7 separate regions of the Mus musculus genome follow, and regions 1, 2, 4, 5, 6 and 7 are each linked to region 3. The links are chromatin loops, found by intact Hi-C in ENCODE. Cell type or tissue: left cerebral cortex. All regions are shown on one strand. Region 1 holds the start of Ubl3 (ubiquitin-like 3). Region 2 holds the start of 5930430L01Rik (RIKEN cDNA 5930430L01 gene). Region 3 overlaps Hmgb1 (high mobility group box 1). Region 4 holds the start of Gm36405 (a long non-coding RNA gene). Region 5 overlaps Gm15997 (predicted gene 15997). Region 6 overlaps Katnal1 (katanin p60 subunit A-like 1). Region 7 overlaps Gm15411 (a long non-coding RNA gene).

Region 1 (4,000 bases), 500 kb after region 3:
ATGTCAGGAGAGGGTTCCAACGAGTTTTGTGGATAATAACATCTCAGCCTGTCTTATTTGAGTAGTTAGAAATGCAACCAGGTGCAGCAAGCTTACTTTTAAAAGGCGCGGCCTTATACAGAAGGGGCAGTGGCAGACAGCATCCCGTAGAAGACATGCTGTGTGATTTTGGGCTCAAAGTAGGGGTCATTACATCCCTGGCAATGGGGCTGGCGGACAGCTTTCCTTCGTTCTGCCAACTTCTGCTTCTTGCCTTTCAACAGCACTTAGGTCTGTCAGAGCCATGGTGGGTGGTGGGGAGGGGGAAGGAGGCTGAGGAGAGTAGGCGTGGCATGGGAAAGGGGGCTGAGAGTAGGTGTGGCATGGGGAATTAACGTGGTAAACATCTTTAAATGGTAATGCAGTACTCCTTCAGAATCTGTTGGTGGACTGAAAAGCTTCAGTTGTTTGGATTTCCAGAAGGGTTCATGGTGGGGAAGGGTTCTGTGCTTATTAAACACACACGGAGAGAAACTACATTAAGAGTAGAAAACCATGGAACCCACAGATGCTGAAATAGGGAAGCCACATTGGGGTGAGCCTGGGCCTCTGTTTTCCTCTACGTTTGGATTCTTAGGGAGTTGGGTCTGTGATGTAGGCTCCTAGGAGTGTATGGAATGCCTTCAGCCAGGCCGCCACTCAAGAGACAAGTAGGTCCTCTGAAGTGTCCCGTGAGTTCCCGTCCGATGAGGGAACACGTGACTGGGGAGATGGTTCTGGGGAATGACGCAGGCTCCTAGACAACAGGGACTGCATAGCTCACGTCTGAACTCTCAGTGGCCGCAGAGCCTGTGGTGCACCTGTGCGTCGAGAGAGAAAGAGGATGAGTAGCCACCGTTCACGTCAGAAGATGTGCTGTTATTTACAAAACGATGTATGTGCCATGCATGAAATCATCCTTAACAGCACCCAGACTTTAGCCCTGGAAGGTAGGCAAGGCTGCCTTTAGGTGAGGTCACAACTGTAGGTGGGTGTAATAGTATCGTGTGGAGACTGCCCTTCCGAAAGGTCTGAGATATGAATAAGGCTCAACTGAATACTTGTGGTTTCTGTATTCTGATCCTAGATCCGTGGTAGACATTATTTTTTCACCTAAATATTCTAGCATCGGCATTATATTATGCTGTTTTAAATTCACAATACAATTACGTCACCGGGTCAAACAGGGGCTAGGCTGGGAAGTGGTGAATCTACATGTAGTCTCCACTACCACTATATAGTTTCTGGTCATTTCAATTAAGCGGATTGCAGCTTTATGGCCCTAGGACTTCAGGAAACGTGTGTTCAGACATTGCCTCTGCTTCACAAGAGTCTTGTTTCTGTTGAACTTCCACGGCCTTATTGGAAATCAATGATTGTTTCTGATCTTCAAACTGTCATGTTGAGGAGACCTAAAGATTAACTCACTCAATAAAATGGTTTGAGATTGCAGGATGTGGAGAACTTGCAATGATTAAAACACATGCTTCTGCACCACGGTGTGTCCTATTTTAACTGTGTCTACACAGTGCGCGAGGGAATTTCTCCGTGCAAGTTGTTTTCCTCCAACAATCCGCGTGATCATGGCATTTCTGGACACAGGTAGGGACTGACTCCAGAGCAAGAGCCTCTAAACTGAACCGAGACAAGGGCGCTATCCTTTCCTAGCAACTGTTGCTATGCGGGGGCGTGGCATCGATGCGGGCAAGGACGCCCCGGAGGCCCCTTCCCCTCACCTGCACAAACTACATTTCCCATGATGCTCCGAGAGGGCTCCGTTGTGACGAACGGAACAAGCGCAGACGGGGGCGGGGGAGGTGGGGGGCGCTATTCCCAAGTCGGCTCTCGGGCACCAGCAGGGGCCACCGCCGCCATGTTGGGCTGAGGCGATGACAGGAGGCGGCCGGGGCGTGTGGGATTGAGAAGTGGAGGAGGAGGCGGAGAGTCAGGGCTCTGAGGGGGAGCTGTTCCCAAGCTAAGGGAGGAGCCCCCGGAAGACGCTGCGGAAGGCAGGCAGCGAGGCGGAGGCGGCCGGAGCCCAGACGCGATGCGGCCCGACCGGCGCGGCTGCGCTGAGGCGCCCGCGGCCTGAGCCCCCCCGGCGCTGCGCTCGGTTCGGCTCGGCCCAGTTCGGCTCGGCTCGGCTCGGCGGCTGGCGAGGTCGATGCCCTTGAGCGCGGCTGCGCGCAGCCCGGCTGTGCGGCCCCGCGGCGCGCGCTGAGCTTCTCGGCGGCCCCGGCCGCTTTCAGCTCGGCGCTCGATGTGTAGCCACATAGTTATCTGTACACTTCGTCGCCGGGGCTTTAATGAGGACCTGAGTCGCGAGCGCGTGTGAATCACCGCCTGGGCCGGGGAAAGAGGACGGCGCATTTAACCCCCTCCCACCCCGCTCCATGTCCGTGTGTCACTCGGCTCTGTCCACCTGGCGCGGCGGGTCCTGGAGCTGCTACTGCTGCTGACGATCGGCTCCCCTCGCGCCTCTCGCCCCAGAAGCTCTTGTGCTCCCACGTAACTTCTACTTTTTTTTTTAATTTTTATTTTTTTTTTCATTTTTGGGAAAAGCTCAGCACAAACCGATCAGAATTGTGAAGGTTCTTTTTTATTTTTTCCGTAGTTCCAGCACTTCTGCTCTTGCTTTTTGTTTTGTTTTCTGCGTAAACCTCTGGCCCACTCTCAAAAGGCAAGATGTCCAGTCATGTCCCGGCGGATATGGTAAGTGAACGATAAGTTCCGACGTTCGGATTGTAGTGTGGTTTCCAATCTTATTTAATCGGAAGACGACGCTGGCGTCGGGGCGAAGGTTTCTGGGGCCCGGCGGGGGTGAGAAATGGGGGGCACTTCTGGAAAAGCCAATCTACTTGGCTTTGGAGAAGTTGGCTCTTCTGCCCCCCTCCCCCCTTTTCTTTTAGGAAGCACTGGTTTTTGGTGTGGTTTTGCAGCTTTTTCTTTCTTTTTTTCTTCTTCTTTTTTTTAAAACCACTGGGAGTCACTGGTTCGGTTGTGTTTCCTAAGTCGCCGGAGGCAGGGAAATGCAGTGGAAGCGGAGGAAATTCCTTCCCGATTGCTAGAAGGCTTTCAAGGCTTGGATTTAAACGCTTCGGGAAAACGTCAAGGGCTGTGTGGACACGGCCGGGGACGGGCGGCGAGCTGGATACCTAGGGTAGGAAGAGGCTGTCTGGCTCAGTGACAGACAAGATCGTTCAGACGTAGGTGCACACTTGATACATTTCAGGGGCAGCGGCGCACCTCTTTGGAAAAAGTCTTGCTGTGAGCCCTTCGAAACGTCTAGCTGAACGAACAGCTATGACAACCGGAGCTATTTAAATGTTTTTCAATTCTAGGTTTATGGCGTAAAGCGTCCTTTTTAAAATATAGATATTCCAAGGTTTCTTGGTACCAAGTAATTAACAGTTTTGCATTTTAGGTTTTTGTTTGTCTATTGTTTGTTTTAAGCCAGTTAAGCATGTTTATTGAGCCTGGATCACTGGGCGTTGAGAACTGGAAACAAAAACTGCTATTGTTTATTGAGGCTTTTTCCTTTGGTTTCTAAATGTTAGGGTTGCGAGTGTGTTGACTGACAGTTACTGTGTAGCCTTACAGTGCTGAGGGGTGGGTTTGTGGGCGCGTGAAGTGACACTTTGCAGTCCTGAAGGCAGACATAATGCAAGTAACTGGGAGATGAATAATCCTTCTGAAAGAATCGAAGTTAATGTAATCATGCCCACTTATGTCAAGTTGACATTTGAATGTGTATGTATTACAGTGCAGAACCAAGATTGAACTTTGCTAATGGTTGCATTTTTAAAATGTCAAATATTTCTATGGAGAGATGACCTGTTTTACATATTTTTAAAAGAAAAATGACCCTAAATTGTGTATTTTGACCTTGGTTTAAAGGCATTTTGTTTGTTTGATTTTCCACTTAATATGCTGTTCAAATGCAAAGGAACCACTGGGCCTGCCTCCCGGGTGGCCACCGCGC
Region 2 (4,000 bases), 54 kb after region 3:
CTAGTCCTGCTGCCAAGAGCAACCAGACCCTTATAAATGAAGGTGCATGACAGCCTCCTGAGGCTGACTTGAAGGGTCCCTAAGAAACGAGGTCGCACCTGAGCCTTCCAGCAAAGGTTGAATTCTTGTTCTCCCATGTGTTTCAGTTACCTTTCTGTTGCTATGGTAAAAATACCATAAGCAAGGCACCTTAGAGAAGGAAAAACAAAACATATTTGGGCTTCAGATTCAAGAGTCCAATAGAAGGGGGCAGAGCCCCAGGGGCAGGAGCAAGAAGCTGTGCGCTCACATCTGGAGGCACAGCACAAAGCAGACAAAGTGAGCTGCAAACGGCAGCGTGGAGTCTTTAAATCCTCCAAGCCCCTTCAGAGTGACACACTTACCCCATCCAGGCAGTACCTCCTGAACTCCAAAAGCACCATGACAAATCCATGAGCTTGTCGGGGGTGGGGGTGGGGTGGGATAGGGGGGGGAGGGGGCGGCATTCTTGTTCAAACCACCACACCGTGAGTCAGCTGGCACATCCGTGAGTCTTTCGAGCCAGTAGAGCAGGGCCCTTGGCAATGCCAGGAGAACAGAAAGGGGCCTCTCAGACTGCACTAGCTACTTCAGTCTGGGCCAGGCCAGGCCAGGCTGGGCCCTGGAGATCTCTGAAGTAAAACCCCAAGAAGGCAGGCTTGCTCTGTCTGTCTGTCTGTCTGTCTGCCTGTCTGTCTCTGGTTGTTACTCCTGCTATCGAGGCTCCTGCAGTAACAGCTAGCAGGCTGTGGAATGAATTCACCACTGAGAACTTCTTGGCCTGGGCTGGAGAAAGGGTCGCCTCAAAGGAAGAGACAGGTATGGGGACCTCCCTCAGCAGTCCCACCTGGGGAGGGCATCTGTCCTACTCAGTTGTGTGGTTTTTTTTCCCTCTCTGCCCATCTCTTGTAATTGTCAACAAGGAGAAAGCTAAACATTGCAGGGCTCCCTTTGCAGGGACGTTGGACAGTTCTAAGACGCACACAGTAAAGATATCTTGGTGGGGGGAAAGGCCCTCTGGAGGCTAATCTGCATATATTTTCATTCATATGCATGCATATAATGTCTCCTATGAAGCTTCTTCCAGACGCTGAAAATAAAAATTCAACTGTTAATATTTTACAAATTAAAGGCAGGAGGAGCCACAAAAGACCTTTTCATTTGCAGTTTAAATTTAAAACTAACCATAGAGCCTTTTTCTTTTCCCTTCCTTCTTCCCTCTCTTCCTCTCTCTGGGTTTAATCCTAAGAGCTTTAATACATGGAAGCCAAACACTCTTACTATTGTATTAGAACCTTAATACTGGGTGGGGGATAGATTGTAGGGTGGCGTTGGGGGGTGGGGGAGACGAGGACGACGACGACACAGGTTCTCATAGTGTATCCCAGGCTGGCCAGGAACTTGCTATGTAAACTAGGTTGGCTTCAAGATCACAAATTTCTATGTGCCTCTGCTTCCAGGAGTGCTGGGATTAAAAGTATATGCCTCCAAGTTCTATTATTGTACACTTTTTATAAACGTAAAAAGAACCTATTCGAGGCCTTTTCAGGGAGAAAGAAGAGAAAGGCGTGGTAAAAATCGCCTGTTGCACGGTAGTTTTATCTTTTTGCCCCAAAAGAACTAGTACAGTTTGGCAAGGTTGGGCTTTGCCTTTTGCCAAGATGCTTTTTTCTAAAGAGAAAACGAACTCTCACTTTGGAAAACAGCAAGTCCTGTTTGTTTTCTGTTCCTTTAGAAGTCAGCCCCGGAGCGGCTGGCTGGCAGCGGCGAGCACAGCTCTCTGGCGTTGTGTAACCGCCAGGCAATCACGTTGCACCCACCGCTTCCACAGGCTTGTAACTGCAATAATAAGCAGGAGCTTATTCAAAGAGGAGAAACCATCCCAGCCGGCTCCAAGTCACGTGTCCAGGTCACGTGGCCTGCCAGACAGCGAAGGCGGCTGGCAATCATTAACTAATGCTTTCTCCCAGGGAGAAAAATGCTGGCTTTAAGGAGGCCCGGACGTCAGAATTGCAATAGAAGGTATCCGGGGTGGGCGGGTGACTTTATTCTCGCTAAGTGCTTTCTAGAGGAGATGGCGGAGCCGGCAAACAGAGCCCCTCGCCCCCTGCTTTCTCTAGAACTTGCAGCCTTGCGCGGCACCTCCTGCTTTTGCAGCCCTGGGTAGCTAGGGCCACAGCATCAGCAGCCTAGGAGCCAGTGCGCCGCCCCAGCGCTGCTGGGACCTCAGAGAAGTTCTTGGTTAAAACTTAAGCGGAGAGCCAGGTTTCTGTGCCTTAAGAAATTGGTGCCAAGGGTTCCCGGAGACGATGAGAGGGAGGAGGCACGTCAGCCTGTGGGAGCTCTGGCGGAGTTTTCATGACACCTAAGTCTTGTGATTGATGAGACCGACCAGGCAGGCAGGCCTGGCAGGCGGTTTCCTTGCTCAGCCTTTGAATTTAGACATTTCTTTCTCCTTCTCTAGGCTGGGTACTGTTCCTGGGTGCTTCTAAAATCTGTGACGTAGAATTGAGTTTGATGTTAGCGTAGAAGTGAAAATAGCGAGTGGGATGGAAAGTGACCAAGCTTTGTTGGAGGGAGTGGGTACAGCACAGAGAAAGGGACTTAGGGAATAAACAAAGGAAGAAGCCCGCGCTTTTAAAACCTCAAATTTCCACTTTTCACATTGTGCAAACAGACCTTTCCCCAGTCACTGCGTAATGAAGATTCAGTCTTATGCAGATGAATCTCTGTGAGTCTGAGGCCAGCCCTGTTCATACAGCAAATTCCAGGACAGCCAGGGCTACATAGTGAGAGCCAACTCAAAAATAAATAAAAAGATGACCGGAGGTATCCGGTTACCTCTATAGCCCACCAGTTTTAAATCTACTTAGTTTACTCAATGGTTCTCCGATCCCATGAGAATACTTTTGCAACAATGCTCTAATCCCTTTTCCTTTGGGTTTGTACTCAGTAAGGAGACTTAATTATAAAAATTGATTATTCTTGAGTTCTATTTGTTGTTCCATACATGCAGTAAAATGCCATGTTTCTTAAATTCCCCAAAAGTCCGAGATGCATCTTACAAGAATGGGCTTTAATTCAATCTGTTGTCTTAGACTGATTTTAATAAAGTCATCTTAGTATGCTTTCAATTGCTTGGATAAAACACCATGACCAAAACCTACTTGTGAAGAGAGTTTGTTTCAGTTTACAGCTCTGGTCACATTATCACTGAGGGAAGTCATGTCAGGAACCTGAAGACAGGAAGCAGAGGCCATGGAGGGATGTTTCTGACGGCTTGCTCCCATGGCTTGCTCAGCCTGCTTTCTTATATCGCCTGGACCTACCTGCCTAGGAGTGACGCTGCCCACAGTGGGCTGTACCCTTCCACTTCAGTTACTAATCAAGGAAATCCCCTAAAAGGCCTGCTGATAGGCCAGTCTGATGGGGGCATTTTCTCAACTGAGCTTCCCTTATTCCAGATGACCTGAGCTGTGTCAACCTTGATGTAACAACTGGCCAGTGCACCCAAACCACTGTAGGATTCTAAGATAGTATTGAAATATTGTGGCTTTAATTGCTGATACTGGGTGGGCAAAACTGAGGTCATGATTTTATTTTATTTTATTCTAGATAAGAGTCTCATGTGATCCAGGCTGATCTCTCTGTAACTCCCAATGCTCTTCCCTCTATTTCCCAAACTCTGGGTTCATGGGCACGCATCCTTGCATCCTTGTACCTGGCCAATGTCTCATCTTAGCTGCCATTTCCCTATTATTGAGGGAATGAAAGAGGATGAAAGGAAGATTCTAGTGAAAAGAGAATATGCCATGGAAATGTGATCCAATATTTTGTATTCCTTCAGTGAGTTGAAGCATAAAAAAAAAACAAAAACAAAAACAACAACAAAAAAATCTAGAAAGCCAAAGCCTGGCGTGAAGGAAATAGAGGCCAGAGAGGACCAGGAGTCTTCCAGGCCTGGTGGAGAACAGCTTTAATC
Region 3 (4,000 bases):
TTCACAGTTTTCGTTACTAACGTCTAATGCTTTATTTTAGAAAATCAACTAAACATGGGCAAAGGAGATCCTAAAAAGCCGAGAGGCAAAATGTCCTCATATGCATTCTTTGTGCAAACTTGCCGGGAGGAGCACAAGAAGAAGCACCCGGATGCTTCTGTCAACTTCTCAGAGTTCTCCAAGAAGTGCTCAGAGAGGTGGAAGGTAAGAGGGCTTTAGAGATGCTGAGTGCCTCTGAGTTGTAAATTAGGATGAACGGGCTGGGTGTTCTCCTTACTATATGACTATTAAAGTGCTTTAGGCTGGCATATTGAACATCTCTATGTCAAGTTTACAAATAATTCTTTCTAGACCATGTCTGCTAAAGAAAAGGGGAAATTTGAAGATATGGCAAAGGCTGACAAGGCTCGTTATGAAAGAGAAATGAAAACCTACATCCCCCCCAAAGGGGAGACCAAAAAGAAGTTCAAGGACCCCAATGCACCCAAGAGGCCTCCGTGAGTATGAGCTTATGAGCTTTTATTTTGAGTTGTTTAGAGTAGGTAGGAATTGATTGAGCCACGTCGAGTGCCTAGTGTTTGGTTTCTTAGCTGAGAATGGCTTGGGTCGTGTATTTGAGGGGTCAATGTAACTTAAGATAGGTGGTATTATTAGTGAAGGCATTTGAACTGAGAAACTCACTCCTTTGCACAGTATATCACTACGATTTTTGGTTCTTTTTGTATCTTTAGAAATTGCTCAAAACTAATTTAGAATGTTTTGCATCTGTATATATGTCTGAATGTTTACACCCTACCCATACTATGGTATGAATTACTTAAACACTGCAGAGCAGTACAGAGTTGAGTGTTTAGTTTGTTAAAATCCTAAAAGTACATTTCTGGTTTTAGTTCGGCCTTCTTCTTGTTCTGTTCTGAGTACCGCCCCAAAATCAAAGGCGAGCATCCTGGCTTATCCATTGGTGATGTTGCAAAGAAACTAGGAGAGATGTGGAACAACACTGCAGCAGATGACAAGCAGCCCTATGAGAAGAAAGCTGCCAAGCTGAAGGAGAAGTATGAGAAGGTAAGGAGGATGACAGGATACCCAGTGTTAGGGGATTATACTTGATAACTCGTCTTATTTCCTCTTTGTTTGCAGGCTTCGTTGTTTTCATACAGGAACGGCCAATAGTGTGTTCAGTTTTCCTATAATCTGATTTGAGCTAAGGCCTTTAAGCTGTTTTAGTTGTATTTCTTAGTATGTATCCAAATTTGGGGGAAATTTGTAGCTACTTTTGGTGAGAATGGTTTCTAAATGGTTATGTGCATACACTACAAAAATAGATTGGGCAAAGTAACTGTACTGCCTATGTGCAAATTATTATATGTTCACTTTGGATTAAAATAAAATTGCTTAAACTTTAAGCTTGCCAAGGTAACTGTCATTAGAATGGAGGAAAATTGTAATTCGTATACATAAATTAAAATACCTAAAAGCTAATTTTTGTTGAGGTAATTTTTTCTGAAAATGTCTATTTTTTTAGATACACACCCCCAACCTCCCCCCAGTTTTCTTCTGTGGATTAAACTCTGGCTGTGAACCTGTAGAATGCTGTTTTGTGTTCAGAAGGTGGCAGTATTACTCTTTGATCAGTCTGCCTTCTAGTCCTCATAAACTAGAATTAGGATGTGGTATATAATTGCACTTCAGTGAGGCATAACAACACAAATATTAGTCTGACATTTCATGAGTTGTAGATTGCAAATTGTTCATTTTTATGTTGCCTTTTCCCTTGGTCTAATTATTTGGGAAGGTACAATGGGCCTGTGTGTTGTGGAGACTTTGTGAAGTTTTATTTTTTGTCTTTGTTTCATTCTCCTCTCCTTGTTTTGGAAGGATATTGCTGCCTACAGAGCTAAAGGAAAACCTGATGCAGCGAAAAAGGGGGTGGTCAAGGCTGAAAAGAGCAAGAAAAAGAAGGAAGAGGAAGATGATGAGGAGGATGAAGAGGATGAGGAAGAGGAGGAAGAAGAGGAAGACGAAGATGAAGAAGAAGATGATGATGATGAATAAGTTGGTTCTAGCGCAGTTTTTTTTTCTTGTCTATAAAGCATTTAACCCCCCTGTACACAACTCACTCCTTTTAAAGAAAAAAATTGAAATGTAAGGCTGTGTAAGATTTGTTTTTAAACTGTACAGTGTCTTTTTTTGTATAGTTAACACACTACCGAATGTGTCTTTAGATAGCCCTGTCCTGGTGGTATTTTCAATAGCCACTAACCTTGCCTGGTACAGTCTGGGGGTTGTAAATTGGCATGGAAATTTAAAGCAGGTTCTTGTTGGTGCACAGCACAAATTAGTTATATATGGGGACAGTAGTTTGGTTTTTTGTTTTTTTTTTTTTTTCTTTTGGTTTTCTTTTTGGGTTTTATTTTTTTCATCTTCAGTTGTCTCTGATGCAGCTTATACGAAGATAATTGTTGTTCTGTTAACTGAATACCACTCTGTAATTGCAAAAAAAAAATTGCGGCTGTTTTGTTGACATTCTGAATGCTTCTAAGTAAATACAATTTTTTTTATTAGTATTGTTGTCCTTTTCATAGGTCTGAAAGTTTTCTTCTCAAGGGGAAGCTAGTCTTTTGCTTTGCCCATTTTGGGTCACATGGATTATTAGTGTGTTATCTTTCATCTAGTTAGCTGGAAGAGAGCTTTTGTCCACATGCCCTGCCATTGTGGTAGGGTAACATTTTCATCCATAGTTGAAGAATCTCCTAAATCGTGATAGTTGGATAAGAGATATTATATAACCTACTTGGCAAAGCAAGGAGTGATCAATACTGTCACACCGTGGGACTATTAGGATCAAGCAATCTGAACGTCTGTCCTTGAAGGACTGATAGAAAAGTACCTTCTAATCCTTACACGAGGACTCTCCTTTAACCGCCATTACTGTGTAATGACAGTTATATTTTGCAGTTTCCCCTACTAAAGAAGACCTGAGAATGTATCCCCAAAAGTGTGAGCTTAAAATACAAGACTGCTGTACTATTTGTTGACCTTAGTCCCAGCGAAGGCTATCACAAGAACGCTGGCTGTAAAGCCTTTGCCCTTCTATCTAGATATGGATTGCTCAGGAAACTTGACTGTTTAAAGGTATTTTTAATTACTTGAGCCAGCTTTTAAAATTATGCCACATTTAAAATGAAGGGTATATTTTCCTATACTGTGGTTTGTCCCTTTATGAATCAGATACAAGAGGATAAACTTTGCATATTAGTACCATTTGTCCAATACATTTGCTTTTTCTTTATAAAACCCAAACTCATTCATTAATCAGGTTTAATCTGCTTAGTTTAGGGAACAATTTGGCAATTTTGTGGATTTTTTTTTGAGATTATCGTTCTCTTAAAGTGCCAGTGTTTTAAATAGCGTTCTTGTAATTTCACGCGCTTTTGTGATGGAGTGCTGTTATATAATTTTGACTTGGGTTCTTTACATTTGCGTTGTTAATGTAATTTGAGGAGGAATACTGAACATGAGTCCTGGATGATACTAATAAACTAATAATTACAGAGGTTTTAAATATTAGTTAAATGACTTTCACTTAAGAATTTAAGCTTTTGGTCACACTTTATAATAGTGCCTTATAGTATAAACAACTGAAAGGCTCTTTCCCATTAACAACCCTTGATGCTGGGGCCAGTGAGATAGTGGGTAAAAAGGCAGTTGGCTGCCAACCCTGACAACCGATGGCAAAAGGAGGGAACCAGCTTCCAAAATGCTTTGACCAAATGCTCCCTCCATTCATGAACACAGTTTTAAAATGTTAAATAGGCTAGAGGGCAGTAAAAACAGGTTTTTTTATCGAGCATCCCTAATCTATACATATGAGGAGCCATAATCTGAATGTTAAGTGAAAAGCGAGGTTGGTCTTAAAGATTGCACGTGTGTTCTTAAGCCTGTAGAGGACCTCCGCAGGCCGTAATGGTCTCGATTACCAACTTAAGAACAAGTGACT
Region 4 (4,000 bases), 240 kb after region 3:
TAAATGTATCCTTATTAAATGTATTCTTATTTAATGTATCCTTATTTGATGTATCCTGGAGCCTAAGAGCCCCTCCTTTTCTGACCTTGGGCTCAGCCATGCAGCCGACTTTTAAGCCCAAGGATGAACTGAGGGCACCCGGACAGGCAGCTTCCAGCCACTGGCCAGGGAAGTCAGGTGCTGAGTGCCTCCTGCAAATCTGTAGTTCTCTGATCAGCCCTAAATACTTGAATGGGCACCGGGGTTCTGGTGTCATGCTGACTTGCCATGCTGGTTTGGTGTGTTTCCCACCAGCTGGATTCATCTTGTCCCTTGCTTGCTGTGTTGGTCAGTTTTCTGTCGCTGACAAAACACTGAGAAAGTCAGCTGATACAGAAGGAAAGGTTTGCGAGAGCTTGTGCCCATTTGGTCCTTGTCCCACTTTGCTTTCTGTTGCTGAGATAAACACAGGGGCCGGAAGCAACTTGGGGGAAGGAAGTCATTTATTTCTTTTGCAAGCTACACTCGGTGGGCATTCAAGGCAGGCATTTAGAGTAGAAACCATGGAGGAATGCCACTTGCTCCCTCTGGCCTGCTCAGATACCTTACTCAGATAGACCACACCCATCTGCCTAGGGATGGTACGGCCTACCGGCCTACCTACCGCAGGCTAGGCCCTCTTACTGCGACCACCCATCAAGACAGTTCCCCAGAGGCCAACCGAATGGAGGCGGGTCTTCAAGTGAGGTTCCCTCCCTGGTGACTCTGGTTTGTGTCACATTGACAATGCAGAGTATGCCAGTCCTGATGCTGTGAGACTTGGCAGCTCAGTGTCTGAAGGGTGATAGAGGAGGCCGGGTCATTTTGCGGTGCCTAAGGAACAAAATGAGACACAGGAAGGGGACAGTTACTCACTAGCTTTGCAGTCTCGGGCAACACTGTCTCTGGCTCCGTGGATGCCACATGAGGGACATTATGAAGCTCTGGTGATGCGGAGCACTTGTCACTGGGTGCCGTGCAGTCCTGTGTGTGCTGGTGGCTGACTCCCTGTGGGATGACTTGGGATTCTCTAACACAGCCTCCTCCTTTGGCCTCTGGCCTCAGGCCTGGGTAGTTCCCTGCTGCAACTGAGGAGTCTATGGCTCCACAGGAGTCTCCCTCATGCCATAGAGCTGAGGAGGGGATCCAGAGCCCCAGAAGGGGCCACAGGGCTCAGCTTCATAGAGCTCCAGGACTTTTGTCTCTTAGGAGACCATATGATCACTGGGGACCTGCCACCACTACCTTGTGACTGTTTCATTGACTTTAGCTCCTTCCCGATAGAGAGAAACTACTGTCCCTCTCCTTGGCTGTGTAGAAACTATTTTTAGATTTCTGGCTCCATACCAATCCTGGAATATCCACCCACCTCCCCTCTCCGACAAATCATAACCCCCAGAGATTACACACCATGGCCACATCCCATATCACTTTTCTCAGGGGCAAAAGTACCCATGTGGTATTTTTACAAGCCAGGCCACCAGCTTCTGCAGCAGGGGACCCATCCCCGGCTCCTGGTAGCTAAAGCTAAGCATCAAGTGGCAAGCTGGACAACACTAGAGCCCTCTGGGTGCGTTCCTGCTTCTAGTGTGCACGGTTCTGCAGTCACACACTCTGTCAGCACATTCACCACGTGGAGGGAAACTCGGCTATTTTTCCGGGGGTAGGGGGTGGGGCTCACCAGCAGGTGTGTGCTCTGTCCCATCAAATAGGCACACTGTCATTCCCCACACTGTCATTCCCCGTCAGAGGACTGACAAGTGCCAGTTCCTTCCCCAGGATAGGACTGTGGCCCCAGAACCATGGACCGGTTACCATGCACCAACAGCAAAGCTGGACTCCGTGGATTGTAGGACGGACAGGGCAACCTCAAGTGACCCCTTGGCTAATGGCTGAGGTAGGCGTATAGAAAACATCTTTTTCATGAAGGGAGGCAGAGGCTTCGAGCTACAGGAGGGAGGAGAGACCAAGGGTGGCTAGACTCTCAGCCTCCTGGGGTGGGGGGTGGGGGATGGGGGGACTGCCGGAGCAGACTCCTGCCACCTGCCTCGATTTGTCCTGGCTCCCTCCCGACTCTCCCTGCCGTGTCTTAAACCCAAAGACTGCTCTAGCGGCCAGGGATGGGCGAATTTATCTTTCAGGTACTGACGCCCATGTTCTGGAGGGAGGGAGGGAGGGAGGGAGGGAGGGAGGGAGGGAGGGAGGGAGGGAGGGAGGGAGAGAGAGAGAGAGCCATCAGGGCTGAGTGAAGAACACCTTGGGAATGGAACGGAACCATAGCTTCTTCACCTCTGCTTTCTACATAGCCAAAGGCTAAGAAAAGATTTACTCCCACCTTGTGGGGGAAGGTCTGCTCTCCCGCAAGCTCCATTTAAACCCGCAGTCTCTGAGAAAAGTATGGAAGAGGTTTTTCTGCTTAGACAGGGAAAAGCTGCCCCCTGCTGGCCACAGCTAGAAACACTACTGGCTGGTAGGATTGGTTTGTTTGTTTGTTTTTAGTGTCCCCGCCCCCACTCTGTCAGGCCCCAGCCCTGGTCCTGCCCAGTCTAGCACTTAACTCTGTGAGTACCAGGTGAAAGCTAACAGGTGTGGCTTAGATAGAATTCCATCTCACAAGAAAACAGCTGAGTAAGGAAAGATGCTTACTAAAAATTCACACTCAGCCTGGCAATGTGGTTCACACCTTTAATCCCAGCACTAAGGAGGCAGAGGCAGGTGGATCTCTGTGAGTTCAAGCCCAGTCTGGTCTACAGAGCTAGTTCCAGGACAACCAGGACTACACGAAGAAACCGAAACAACCAACCAACCAACCAACCAAACAAACAATAACAACAGCAAAAATCTACTACCACCACGAACAAAACAAAACAAAACAAACAATAACAACAATCAAAAAACCAAAACCAAACAAAACATCACACCTTCAAGCTTACAAAGCTTCAGAACTATTTATTCTCATGTAACACAAAGGCTTATCTAGGGGAGAGGTTATTTTTCTCCCTGCCAAAAGAGAGTGTTCAATACTTACTGAGAGCTGATACAAGGGTGTGCCTCTTGCTTGTGTGTTCGTGAGTTGTCTGATAAATGGATGCTCTTGAGCTGGAGAGATGGCTCAGGGGCTAAGAACAGTTACTGTTTTTGTGCAGAGGACCTAGGTTTGGTCCCCAGCACCCACATGGAGGCTCACAATCCTTTGTTACTCTAGGATCCAGGGGATCTGTTGCCCCCTTCTGGTCTCAGTGGGTACTGCATACATCTGGTGCACATACGTACATGTAGGCAAACATTCATACCCATAAAAAAGAAATATTTTTAAAAGTCTGCTCTTGTATTGTGCCACGTGGCTGGTATAAGCCGTGAGGGATCAGAGGTTTTGGAGTCCATCAAATTGTGCCTCATGCCCCCTTCAATATGCAGACCAAGATTTTTAATGCCCTTTTGTATTAGATTCCCATTCATTGGTTTGGCTCACAAAGAGTGCCAGGAGCTGATGAGTAAGTCTGTCAGGCTATCCCTGCAAAGTCACCTCAATCACAGAGCAGCCAGACCTCTGACAGGAAGTCCCTACAGTATAGCGCAGTGGTTTTCAACCTGTGGGTCTCAACCCCTTTGGGGGTTGAATGACCTTTTCAGGGGTTCTAATGTCAGATATTATGCATATAAGATTTTTATATGATGGTTCATTACAGTAGCAAAATTGCAGTTATGAAATTGCAACAAAAATAATTTTATGGTTGGGGGAAATTGCAACAAAAATAATTTTAAGTTTATAGTTTACACCATAAACTAACTGTATTAAAGAGCATTAGGAAAGTTGGGAGAGACATCCTCTCATTGTGCAGATGCAGAGCCCTACAGAGCTCCTTCCACATCAAATCAGAGCACTTGTGCAAACCTCATGTGACATCCTTGGGAATCTGATGCCAGCTTCCAAGAAATAGCAGTCACCTCGGTGGCCCCGAACTGGACACTATTAGCAATG
Region 5 (4,000 bases), 480 kb before region 3:
TACAGGGGGTTCTTAGCCTCCCTTGGCACAGATTTCTGTTCAGTTGCTAAGCAGTCAAGCCCCACCCCATGACGGAAGCCAAAGGCCAGACAATAGCTTTCCTCTTCACCCTGAGCCTCGCTGGGCTTCGGTTCATCTCTGACTCAAGAGGAAAAGTTTAAAACATTGAGTCACCAGTAGAAAGCTTCCGTAGCATTCTGGGGGAAACAGCAGTGTGTTGAGGAAGGTCCCCTAAAGCACCTTGCGGACCGTGGTTTCAGATCTACACAGGGTGGAAAATTTTGCCAACTGAGTTCTATTTCCTGTGTATGCACGAATGGTTTCCTCTCCTAAAAGTTTCCTATCACTGGGGCTTAATGACCCACAGTCAGCCCGATGTAAACACATTCACTGAACAGAGATGCTGTGGAGGAGGGGAGCTTGCTTCTCTGTCTCAAGCAGATACCATTGTCTGTGACCAGATCGCCCCAACCAATCACAGTCTCTCATCAGGTTCCTCAACAGGGTCACAAATCCCAGAACACTGTCTGAGGGATAATGTTCTTGAAGCATCCTTCCTTAAGTACAGATGAAAGCTGATCCCATCCCCGTCCCCCAGCCCCCACCCCACCCCCCAGCCCCGCCCCCGCCCCCGTAGTACTGCCTTAGGGAGTAGTAGGGTTGGCCCAGACTTTCCCACAAAGGTCTAGATGGCATCAGTACTGGCTACTAGAAAGGAGTTGGTACAGTCCACAGAGTCACAGATAAGACAAGGGAGGCATTGAACTCTGGCATAATTCCATTTTTAAAATGTCCTGGCAATAAGAAAGTCCTGTAGAAAGTGTAAACCTTATGTACTGATAGGTTGGGGGTGGTGGCTCAGTGGTTAGGACCAGGTTCAGCTCCTAGCACCCACAGAGCAGTATTCGGCTCCAGCAGTAACTCCAGTCCCAGGGGATCTGACACCCTTTCCTGGCTTCTACAGCACTGCATGGATGTGTGCACAGGCAAAATACCACACAAACGAAATAAATAAAAGTTTAAAAAAGTTATGTATTAGTTTAGGGCTGGTGAGATGGCTCATTATCTAAAGGCTCTTGCCACAAGCCTGACAAGCCTGAGTTTGATCCCTGTGTCCCATATGGTGGAAGGAGAGAACTGACTCCTGCACATTGTCCTCTGACTGCCTTATGCTTGCTTGCATGCACACACACACACACACACACACACACACACTTCAGGGCTAGAGAGATGGTTCAGCAGTTAAGAGTGCACACTGCCTCTTTCAGAGGATCCAGGTCAGTTCCCAGCACCCACACCTGTAACTCCAACTCCGGAGCAACCAGCGCCCTCTGCTGGTATCTGCAGCTACCTGCACCCATGTGCCCATCCCCCCCCACAGACCCACATAATGAAAAATAACATATTAAGTTCTCTCTCTCTCTCTCTCTCTCTCTCTCTCTCTCTCTCTCATGAAGCAGATCCCTTAATAAACTTACTGTGGCACAGCCAAGTACTGTTGACAATCGCCTTTTAATGCATGCTATGAGCCTTAGCTCTGCAGACACTGCAAGGACAGTCACCCAGGAAGCAGCCTTCACAAATGTGGTGATAAAAAAGGTCCCTTGTCACAAATCTAGCTCCTCTTATGCTAAGTATGACTGAGTCCCTGGTACCATGGATACAGGACAACAAAGAACTATGCAAACTGGGAGCCTCTGAAATCTACCAGAGCAGGGTCAGGAGACAGATTAGATGACAAAGCAGACTCGGTTACTGCCTCTGTCTTACAAATAATCTTGTTTCTCTTTCACATAACCCCGAAGCTCAGCGAAATGCCAACCTGAGATGCTTAACACTACATTCATTTTAAACCTTTTCCCAGACTAAGGGTAAAAAAAAAATTTGAATGATCATCAAATGAGGTCTTAAATATGGTTTGAAAATGCCATGACTTTTTAACATTCAAACTCAGCTCCGCAAATCACCCGTGATTGACATTTTATTCCATCTCATGGCTGCTAATTAAGAGACACAGATACGAGCAGCCGAGATGAAATCAGCAGGAGCTGCAAGCCATTCTTAAAATAAAACGCAACCTCGATTTGCTTAAATCCTAAATCAGCACACACGGGGTGCCTACCATGTCATTCACATGGACTCCACTAGGGGGCAATGGATGATTGCGTCTACAACTGAAGGGCGCTCGTGATGGCTGCTATCTATGCACTTCAAGTGTGGCAGGCACTTCACACAATGATCAGAGCTGCAGTGGTGACAGGTAGGGAGCAACCAGTCATCGCTCCCAGCGTGTCTGTCAGAAGGATAAGGTGAAATGGGTCATTTGCATTTCCAGCAATCAGCTTGCTTTCTAATGAGCAGCCGGTGCTGCCTGGACCGGTTCTGGCTTCCCTCTCTGGCGTGTGCTGGAAGGCAGTAACCAGGCCAGCCCATACCCAGGAAAGCATCCAAGAAGAGGCAGAGGCAGAGGCAGGGAACTCCACTAACAGGGGCTGGCTGCCACAGGACACCGAGGACATAGAGAGGCTTCCCTCTGCCTCACAGTCCTGCCAACTTCCATTTGGGGAATTCCAGCCTGGAGGCTGTGTGGCCCAAATCCAAGGCACCGTTCCCGTACTAGTCTTTATGAATGGTGCTCCCTACAGCAGGGCAGCGTATTGCTTGTCTCCGCTTCCACCTCGTGGGGCTTGGGTTGCAGATCTCTGTAAGATTTAATACGTCGTGTGCGTGTGTTCGTGTGTGTGTGTGTGTGTGTGTGTGTGTCCCCTGTCTGCTCTCTCTCCTCTTAAGAAAAACCTCTGTTTGAAAAGACATTTCAAGTACCACAGAGAGATGGTGCCTGAGAGAGATTGGGAAGTGGGGGTGGGTTCAATTCTACGCATGCTCCATTTCCTCCTGACCTGCCTAAATCAGCTCACCAGGAAGAGTCTAGAAATTCGTCATCCAGTCACAATTTGTGTTTAGGTCACTCAGTCTCCTCTGCTGGGGCAATCTGCATTTAGGCCTTATTTCTAATTGTGCAGCAAAATTCATCTGAAGGATTTTTCTGTCTTGGCTGAGTGGAGACTCATCTGGGGGAGGCAATGTCCCTCCCTCTTTTGTCAGCAGGGATTTTAGACAGGGTCCTCTATTCCTAGCCTGTGTCTTCAAGTATTTGTTTAACGAGGGACATTTGGTGATCATGAAAGTCTAGAGCCAAGGGCATAGACCAGTCCCCCATCTCTGGAACACAGAAGCTTGGGGGAAACTGCATAGCTGCACTGTACCTCAATTTCTTCATTCTTATAAGCACTCATGGTGACCTCTGCCTTGCGGGGTGTAGTGATGTGAATAGATAGTACTAAAAGCATCAGGCTCCTTAGTGAGCACAATGGGTGTATTAGTGAGCCTAATTTGTATGTTAGTGAGCAGCACACACAGCAGAGAGCACCACACTCACATTAAGGAGCAACATATATAAGTTAGGGAGGACTATGCACATGATAGCAGCACCACTCACATGCTAGGGAGCACCACTCACATGCTAGGGAGGACCACTCACATGCTAGGGAGCATCACTCACATGTTAGGGGACATTACACATTAGTGAGCACCCCTCGAGTGCTAGGGAGCATCACACAGGTTAGGGAGCACCACTCATGTGCTCTTTGAGTGTTCTTGTTCTCATCCCATCTTGTCTGCCTTTCTATTTTCCTTCTTGGTCTGGTCTCAGCCTCAGGACACAAGGGAGTCCCCCCGCTTCACCCCTGGAAAGCACAGTAGACATCATTCTGGTTCTTGACTCGGTACACACACACACACACACACACACACACACACACACACACACAACCTACCTGGTCATCGCCATAGAGGATCAGGCACTTGTCAGGCTCCACGGAGCTAAAGCAAAGACAGAAACAAAACACCATCTTCAGACAGGGCATGGGGAACAGGAGCTGCCTAAGGCCTCTGCATCAAGCCTCCTTTGTCACAGTTTTGGGAGCACACTTGTTCTGAT
Region 6 (4,000 bases), 150 kb after region 3:
TACTTTATAACTTAGGAGACTGGAAACTTCTTTGTGGCTATTTTTCATCAGTGGGGTATCTTAAGGACCCTCTTATTCTGGTCTTCTCACATTAAACAATCTATCCATTTTCATATTTGTAATCTTACGGCATTTTTTATCTCTATAGCTGTGGCTGAATTGCACGTATGTAGAGGTTGGCACTATTTTTTTTTTTAAATCCACATTGGATTTCTTTTCCCATTTATGATCTTGGTGTCTGAGAGATGTGCTCTTGGGTTATGGGGAGGTTTTGTCTCACCTGTGTGTTTCCCTCAGGGTGAGCACCTTTACTGGGATTCAGCCGAGCTCCGTGAGCATTCCTCAGCTCTTGATTTTAGAATTTGTATATTTTTGTTGAGCTTTTTCTCAGTTTCAAGGTTGTCAAGTTTCCAAGGGTTTGTGATCTCTGTTTAAATGTGGTGTTTTATAAATGGGAAGATTGAATGTGAAGTCTTAGCAACCATATTTCATTTATTCCTCCTAAACCTCATGAGCACTGAGGTCTCAGTCTTTTTGCTTCATTGCTGTATTCTGTGCCTAGAACAGAGCCTGGCACACTAAACCTGCTCATGACTATTGTGGGAAGAGTGTGCATATTGGTGAGCACAGAGCTTGCTGTGGATCTGTTGCTACAATCCTTGTATCCTGATTGGGCAGTGTAGGGCGCTGCACCCACGTCAGTAAGTGTGCTCTGCATTGTCTGCCTGCGTTACTTTGTGGGGCAGTAGGGCTCCGGTGGGCTGCAGGCTGGCGTCCTTGTCTAACGTTTCCTGTGTTTGTTTCTGCTGTGGGGTGGAAGCAGCCCCCATGTGCAGCAGTGTGCCCTGTGAACAAACTGGCTGCAAGCCCAGGCCCACAGCTAGAGTGCCTAGGCCGCTGTTGCCGCTTGGACGGGCGGCTGACTTGGTTTGCCAGTTTCCTCGCTTCTTGAATGTGCTGATATGTGCTAGGTTCCCAGGGCACCAACACCGTGAGCATTGTGGATGTCAGCTGCTAGACTGACCTGACAGTGGGAGACAAACAGAGGCATGAAAAAGATTATACAGAATTAGCAGTTTACAGAAGAGATATTGGAGCTGGAGAGATGGCTCAATGGTTAAGAGCACTTGTTGCTCTCCTAGAGGACCTGAGTTTGGTCAGGTAATTCACAATCCTGTGACTCCTGCTCCAGGAGGATCTCATGTCCCTGGCTTACACACACACACACACACACACACACACACACACACACACACACAGACACATTTAAAAACAAAAACAATTAAATATGTATAATTGATATATTGAGGCTGAGAATGTAGTTCTTTGATAAGAGTGCTTACCCAACCATGGATGTAATTAATCTTGACACCAAGAAAAAGAGGAAGGAAGGGAGGGAGGGAGGGAGGCAGGGAAGGGAGGAAAGAAAGAAATGATACGTCTAAGAAATTTTGCATTTGTTTTTATCTACTGAGTCCAGGCAGCAGAGGGTAAGTTGGACATGGGAGAAGCAACAGCTTTATAGAAAGAGCCACAGGCCGTCTACAGCTCGGAGATGTTCGGGTGACTGTATGTAGTTCACTGCCTGACTAGAAAGGCAGTATCTTTGTCAAACAGGACACGCTGTCAGAAAAATCCTATGTTGATCTGAAACCCGCCTCTTCTGTTGCTTCCTATCGGCCTCCGCAGTAACAGCAGCCAAGGGTGGTGGTTCCAGTAGTAGCTCATTGGCTTTCGTGGCCCACATTTCCCGGAATCCTCCTCCACGTGGTGTGATGTGCGAGCCATTTCTCAGCTGGTCATTGAACAATGTGTCTGTAAAATGCACGGCACAGAGCAGTAGCTGTCTGTGTCTTAATCACTCAGTCCCACAGTGAGAGGAGCTGCAAAGGAAGATGCGCATGCTATTTGCATTTGGGGACAGGCTGTGTCAGTCACTGACTGCAAGCTATAAATATTTGCTTTGTCACTTAGAGCCTCATTTTCTTCACATAGAATAAGAGGCACGACTCACAAAAGATCCTTACGGAAGTTGTCTTGATTTGAATAATTTAGAAATTAGTACAAAGAAGCTAACTATTTTGCTTTAGGGAAAAGAAAAGTGTCTATCAGCCTTCACACTGTCAAATGGTTGCTAATTCTGACCTTAGTGCTTCGTGCGCAAATCTAAGGAAAGAGTTCTGAGGTCACTCTGTGATGTTCCAGTCTAGTGTTCTGTAGAAGACCCCATGTCCCAGATGTCAGCTTCATTGCTTGAAAGCTGTCTGTTTATTAAAGTAGTGCAGCTAATGGACTACTTCTGCTCAGGCACACGGCGTATGTATCAGCTCTCCCCGCCCTATTTTATGTTTGTGATAATGACACTACTCGCCCACTTTCACGGTGATTCTGCTGTAGCCTCAGAGTTCTCCCTTCACCATCTTGCTTTGACTGGCCAGGTCGTTCAGAGGCTCGCACCGACTTCTCTGTGCAGGAAAGGGTTTTACTTGTTAGATTCCTCCTCCTTCCCATCATCCTTTCCAGCAGTAGCCACCAGGGTTGTCTGAAGTGCAGGTCAGATCGGATGCTGCCCGTTTCTCCATCCTGTCCTCAGTCACGTCAACAGCTCGGCTTTCCCACGGGGGGCTGGATAGGTGCTTAGAGAGGGCCACAGTGCATCCTCACCCTGCCTGGAAACCGTGCTAGCAATCCGATGAGCTGTCTGATACCTGCTCACATCTGCCTTTGGACAGTCCCACGATTCCCATTTCTTTGAGTCAGAGATGGGGCTTTTCCTTCCTCTTGGTGTGTATCGAGCCAGCCTCGCCTCCCTGTTCTGAGGGCATTTGTGTGAAAGTGAGATTTGAACTTCACTTTCCATGTGGCAAATCTGAAATCACAAAGTCGGCCCCTGTTGATGCTCTCACTACCTCGTTTCGAGCATACTGGAGAATGGTCATAGTGTTCCCAGGGTTTGACTTGCGAGTGACTCATAGCCATGGCCTAGCCACGTCGTAAAATGTGATCCGAGACAGAACTTGTTTTAAGTTGGTTGGTATTGTTTGTTGTGTTGTTATGCTAGGAGCTTGTTTTAATAGAGTCAGTTTTAATACCTGCCACTTTTGCTACAAGGATATTACTAAGCACTTGACCTAGCCCTAGCACTAGTCTGCCCAAGTGAGCAGGTCCTCAAGATGAGGTCACCAACACACTGTTTGGCCATTTGCTCGGAGGCTCAGATGATCAGGACATTTGCCACAGGAGCCATTTGGTTCTCTTCTGGTACTGACTGCTTCTTTGTTTACCTCAGAAGTGAAACTGGAGAAGTCTATCATGGTCTGTTGTCTCCTCACTGGACCCCTTGCCCTTCATTTTTCTATCAGACAGAAAGGGGCTGATGCTCTTGAAGGGGTGTGGCTCTACACATTAAAGCTGATCTTGTGGTTGGAATCCCTGAGAAATCAGAGCATCGTCACATTCACCACCTCAGCACTGCAGGACGCTTGCAGAGTCCTGCAGCTCATAGAATAGGAGCCTAGAATTTTTTTTTTCTTAAAGCCACAATATTAGCAAAAGGACTTAGGACAGACTAAACTTTTCTTTAGCTCTTGATTCTGTGGTTGAAAAGGGTCCTCTAAGCAGTGGGTCTGAAAGGTCCTGAGCAGAAGGAGGCGGGAGAGCTGGGGTGGGGGTTGGGGCTGGATGTTATGACTGCACTTGCTTGGGGCCATGCTGAGTAACTCTGTGATAGGGCCCCAAGAGCTGTCCTGAAGGAGACCATTGAGTCCTGTGTGGTGACTCAGTAGCTGGGGAAAGCTTGTAAGTGCAGGAAAGTCCCAGGTCCATCTCGCCTGTAGCCTTTGTACTGGCTGCTTTGGGGGATCTGTCAGCTTGGCCATTCACTGTGCTCTTTAAGCAGCTCAGTCAGCTGTGAAACTGGAGAACCGAGGAAAGGGGCTGCTTGAGGAGGCAGGAAGGCCTGAGCTACATGTTCTGTCCCAACGTTTACTGGTAAATGGAG
Region 7 (4,000 bases), 90 kb after region 3:
GTGCTAGGAATGGAACTGGGGTCCTCTGGAAGAGGGGCCAGTGCTCTTACACAGAGCCACCAGCTTCTGTCTTACTTAAAAAACAATTGTGGTGTTGGGACTGGAACCCAGAGCATATACCATATGCCTTCCTTCTTTCGTCTCTCCCATTTCCCCATCTCTTCCCCCCAACCCTAACCCTGCCTCCCAGTCTGACCTGGAACCCCTGGGCTCAAGGTACCTCAGGGGGCCTCAGCCTCTCCAGTAGCCAGGACTACAGGTGCCCCCACAACCACATCAGTTGTGGGTCTCCTCCACAGAGCACCTCTTGAGGTTTTTTTTTCTGTGTGTGTGTGTGTGTGTATATGCGGGCGCGCGTGGGTGGGTGTGCTGGATAGGGAATGGGGTGTGGTGGATGGGTGGGGAGGGGTGAGGTGCACTGACTGCAGACCTAACCTGTAAATACTAGTCTTGCTGCAAGCTCGCTACCCTGACCTTGCTGCCTGCCGCCCAGTGCTGCCGAGCTTGCTAGACTCAAAGAGATCAAAAGGAATCCTTTTCAATCATCACCTGACTAGTCTGTACTTTCCTAGGCATTTTACAAACTAGATTAAATTAGCTACGCACCATGACCCAGTAGACAGCAAGGGACCGTTTTTCTCATTTAAGTAGGACACGACCTTGGCTTGTGAATAGAAGGGTTTCCACTGGTCTTCTGCGCCCTAACAAATAGAGTGAGTGGGTAGAAGGGACTGTCTCTTCCAAAGGGCAGCTAAACACCCCACAGTGGGGACGCAGTCCCCTCTTTCTTGCTGAGAGAAGAGCCTGAAATAGCCCCAGGGGCGGAGAAAGGTTGAGTCTGGAGGTCTTCTGACCACTAAGGTTAAAGATTTTGAGGACTCCCGAAGCCTCTAGTAAGCCAGGTTAGCAGGTTTTAACTCAGGCCTGGGAACGACCGGAAGCCTAACTCTCCACTCTAGACTGCTGGTGTCCTTTGCACCCAACCTCACCAAGGTAGGGAATCTAGGGAAGTAGAAGGCGTTAGTGTTAGAAACCCGCAGACAGTGGGCTAAGGAGAAAAGGGACCTACTTGGGAGAGGGAGGTTTCTGCAGGAAGTCAGCTTTCGTTGTCCAGAGGGCTGTTTATAATACTTAACTGCGGGCCTGCCCAATCCCAGAGCTCCTGCACGGAGGCGGGGCACCGCTTCCCGAGGTCCCCTGCTGAGCCGCAGGCTGGACCTTGAGCGTGCTGGGGAGGTGTGGCGCTCCTGCCAGGCTCCGTGGAGCAGGACACCCCCACCCCCACCCCCGCCAACCCCTGCGACATCCATAAAACGCTTCCCCCTCCATCCCCACCCCCACCTCCAACACCCGCACACCTGGTCCCCACGTGGAGCTGGCCGTGGGAACCTGGGGGTAGTGAGCCACCAGGTGGGAACCCGAGGACTGCGCAGAACCTTTGCAGAAGCACAAGCCCAGCACCTCGCGGTGCCAGACTGTGCAGAGGACCCTTCTTTGTCACGTGGTTCCCAGACGCGGGTGCAAATCTCTCTGAGGACTGCGTACGTGCCTCTCTGCGTGGGGGAGTGGGGAATGCTGGGCTCATCCTCTGGAACCCAGAAGGCCTAGCTTCTAGAACCGCTGCTGACAGGTGTCTGCGGAGGAGGCTCCCCATCTGCTGGACCAACCGCCGGCTTCCTTCCTCTCCCCAGGACTGAGTCACTGGAGCATCTATCTGCACGCTGCGGTTTCGACTTTCCCCCAAGTGCATAGCGGTATGTCATCTGAGAGGCAGAAGTCAGGCTGCCCCTGGTGCCAAGACAGAGGCTGAGGTGACATGCATTGTCCCGGCAGCCTGGCTTCTTACAACCTCCTGAGAGGACAGAAGGACCTGTCAGGCATCAGCCTGGTGGAGAAATCTCTTTGATTTCCACAGCCTGAATATTACTATCCTGTGCGGCCAGGAGCAGAAGAGTTTCGTTTCACTGTTTCTATGTTTATTTATTTTTAATCCAAATACACAGAGGTAGCTTTAAAGTCCACATGTTAATTTGTTCTAGGAAAATCACAAAGTTGTAGCCTCCCTGGTCTACTCTTATTTCCGTCTCTGCGTTTAGTTGTACTGGGGTGTTTGGAGCACTTATTCCTAGGCAATGCATTTTAAAAGCTGTGTCTTTGTTATCTTAATTTAGAGAGTCCTGACGTTGCTACGGAAGTCAAGGAAAAGCCTTCTGCCTCCTCAGGCCTTCTTGCCCCTCAAATTTCCTGTATTTCTTCCCATCTTACCTGTCCACGAGATTTAGCTTAATTAAAAAATAGATGTTTACTTCATGTGTCTGTATCATACGCATGCATTACCTGTGGAGGCCAGAAGAGGGCGTCGGATCCCCGGGAACTAGGAGTTACAGATGGTTGTGAGCTGCTGCATGGATGTTGGGAATGGAACCTCGGTCCTCTGCAGGAGCAGCCAGTCCCCTTTACCCATGAGTCATCTCTCCAGTCCTTTAACAACATTTTAGGAAGCACTATAGAAGAAGAAAAGTGCACCCGTTGAAACTAGGATGGTAACTATTGTCAATTTGATAGGATCTAGAATAACATGGGACACAGCCTCTAGGCAAGCCTCCGAGGGGTTGTCCACGTTAGGTTACTTGAAGTAGAAGAACACCTTACGTGTGGGCAGCACTATGGGCTGGGATCCTGACTGAGTAAACCGGAGAAGGCGAGCTGAGCCCTCTTCTCTTCAGTTGTTCTTGGTAGAGCATTTTTGCCACAGGAGTGAGATAAATAATGAAGGCCACAATGTATTCTGATATCTAAGACACTAAAATAAAAAAGAAAAGCACATTTTAGAATAGCATGAGCTATGCTGTCCACATCTGATGAAGTCACTGGTCATATTTGCATTACTAGGTAAGTATTATCTGCATCAAACTGGGATTGCCTTTCTACTTACACACACACACACACATTACACATACACACACACACACACACATTACACATATACACAAACACACACATTACACACATATATACACATACAACATACACAGGTATACATATCATACATATTCTCTCCTGGATCTTACTGTGAGGACCAGGCTGACCTTGAACTTGTGGCAATCCTCCTGCCTCTGTGTGCTGGAGCATCTATCTTTTACAGGTGTGTAACCAGCTTGCTCCATTTGCCTTATCTTTTGAATTGTGAAGTTTTAATTATGAGTTGATCTCCAATCTCTGTGACTTTTTTTTTATAAATTAGGAATTAATCTTCAAGTGCTTTCCAATGTCACAACCCTGCTGCTCCTCTCCAGGGCCTTCTTCTCTGAGATGACATCTTCCTTTGTACTGCTGTTCTGTTCTGTTCTGACGAATGACTGGGTATTGGGTGTTGGACCCCTTTCACTCCCTCAGAGCTTCCATCCATGTTGTCTTCTGTGTTGTGTGCCTTGTTCCCTGGGGCTTGAGTTTTCTCCCTTGGTTTGTTTTAAGCTGGGTGTGGTGCACACAACTGTAATTCCAGCCCTTAGGAGGTAGAGGCAGGAAAATCAGGAGTTTGAGGATATTTGGGGAGTTCAAGGTCAGGCTGGACTACCAGGGACTCAGACGAAATAGAAACAAAGCCCGCCTTTGTTCTGAGCATATCCTGTAGGAGCTTTTTGAGAAAAGTAAATATTTTTAGTGGCTTTGCTAACGTTTGATCTGCTCTTGCTTGCCTGTAGGCAAGTGTGATTTGTCTCCGTTAAGAGACCTCCCTCAAACTCCTAGTGATGGCTGCTGGCTCTCAGATAATGAACTAATCCCCGTGCGCCATTCTGCAGCCACCTCAGTGTGTCTCTAAGGAACTTCTGACAGGTGGTTGGTTTTCTGTGACTCATAGCTCTTGTTTGATCAGCTTCCTGAGTCGATACTCTACCATTCACTATGGGATATAAGCTTTACTGATAAGCGTTATGGAGGGGGCCAGGAGACCACCGTGGGTCCTAAATTCCCAATTGCAAATTTTTCATCTGCTTCC

The links. Hi-C counts contacts between places; a loop is a spot of excess contacts. Peaks named below come from ENCODE experiments on the same cell type or tissue, not always from the same donor. Only the 100,000 strongest peaks of a DNase experiment are listed, where the experiment ranks them.
Region 1: a loop joins it to region 3, with 4 times the contacts of the local background. A loop is called at or near these places in 2 of 42 quality-filtered maps.
Region 2: it touches region 3 in a loop (5-fold over the local background); 15 of 42 quality-filtered maps call a loop at or near these places.
Region 4: a loop joins it to region 3, with 3 times the contacts of the local background. A loop is called at or near these places in 18 of 42 quality-filtered maps.
Region 5: it touches region 3 in a loop (4-fold over the local background); 7 of 42 quality-filtered maps call a loop at or near these places.
Region 6: it touches region 3 in a loop (2.3-fold over the local background); 8 of 42 quality-filtered maps call a loop at or near these places.
Region 7: a loop joins it to region 3, with 2.4 times the contacts of the local background. A loop is called at or near these places in 9 of 42 quality-filtered maps.

What each region holds. Positions count from the first base shown.
Region 1 is chr5:148,550,683-148,554,682 of GRCm38, reverse strand. It overlaps Ubl3 (ubiquitin-like 3), which reads left to right and starts at 1,895. Exons shown (of 5, transcript NM_011908.2): 1 at 1,895-2,730. The coding sequence starts at 2,704. In left cerebral cortex, a CTCF peak has its summit at 1,881 (motif pointing right); DNase peaks (open chromatin) are centred at 2,383, 2,725, 3,166, 3,631 and 1 more place; H3K4me3 peaks cover 2,592 bases; H3K27ac peaks cover 2,725 bases.
Region 2 is chr5:148,993,158-148,997,157 of GRCm38, reverse strand. Gm15411 (a long non-coding RNA gene) reads left to right here. Exons shown (of 5, transcript XR_868721.2): 4 at 1-837. It overlaps 5930430L01Rik (RIKEN cDNA 5930430L01 gene), which reads left to right and starts at 1,943. Exons shown (of 2, transcript NR_102384.1): 1 at 1,943-2,040; 2 at 3,634-4,000. In left cerebral cortex, no CTCF peak of the experiment used is centred here; DNase peaks (open chromatin) are centred at 1,878 and 2,290; H3K4me3 peaks cover 1,394 bases; H3K27ac peaks cover 2,459 bases.
Region 3 is chr5:149,046,792-149,050,791 of GRCm38, reverse strand. It overlaps Hmgb1 (high mobility group box 1), which reads left to right. Exons shown (of 5, transcript NM_010439.4): 2 at 41-204; 3 at 352-497; 4 at 891-1,065; 5 at 1,879-4,000. The coding sequence starts at 55. The coding sequence ends at 2,055. Among named protein-coding and RNA genes, the nearest start is that of Hmgb1, 4.3 kb to the left of the region's middle. In left cerebral cortex, a CTCF peak has its summit at 1,606 (motif pointing right); a DNase peak (open chromatin) is centred at 1,603; H3K4me3 peaks cover 22 bases; H3K27ac peaks cover 355 bases.
Region 4 is chr5:148,807,054-148,811,053 of GRCm38, reverse strand. It overlaps Gm36405 (a long non-coding RNA gene), which reads left to right and starts at 1,768. Exons shown (of 3, transcript XR_377235.2): 1 at 1,768-1,915. In left cerebral cortex, CTCF peaks have their summits at 2,464 (motif pointing left) and 3,258 (motif pointing left); DNase peaks (open chromatin) are centred at 1,679 and 2,434.
Region 5 is chr5:149,522,934-149,526,933 of GRCm38, reverse strand. All of the region lies in intron 1 of Gm15997 (predicted gene 15997), which reads left to right. It also overlaps a transcript of Wdr95 not described here. Among named protein-coding and RNA genes, the nearest start is that of Wdr95, 3.7 kb to the left of the region's middle. In left cerebral cortex, CTCF peaks have their summits at 1,326 (motif pointing left) and 2,142 (motif pointing right); DNase peaks (open chromatin) are centred at 1,709, 2,155, 2,499, 2,843 and 2 more places; H3K4me3 peaks cover 275 bases; H3K27ac peaks cover 1,444 bases.
Region 6 is chr5:148,895,039-148,899,038 of GRCm38, reverse strand. All of the region lies in intron 4 of Katnal1 (katanin p60 subunit A-like 1), which reads left to right. Among named protein-coding and RNA genes, the nearest start is that of Katnal1, 32 kb to the left of the region's middle. In left cerebral cortex, a CTCF peak has its summit at 1,691; DNase peaks (open chromatin) are centred at 833 and 1,788; H3K27ac peaks cover 894 bases.
Region 7 is chr5:148,956,902-148,960,901 of GRCm38, reverse strand. The region is part of intron 4 of Gm15411 (a long non-coding RNA gene); the gene reads left to right. It overlaps Gm52833 (a long non-coding RNA gene), which reads right to left. Exons shown (of 3, transcript XR_003956018.1): 2 at 2,653-2,803; 3 at 2,341-2,504. Among named protein-coding and RNA genes, the nearest start is that of Gm52833, 3.1 kb to the right of the region's middle. In left cerebral cortex, a CTCF peak has its summit at 2,346 (motif pointing right); DNase peaks (open chromatin) are centred at 1,619, 2,134, 2,328, 2,581 and 3 more places; H3K4me3 peaks cover 1,559 bases; H3K27ac peaks cover 2,276 bases.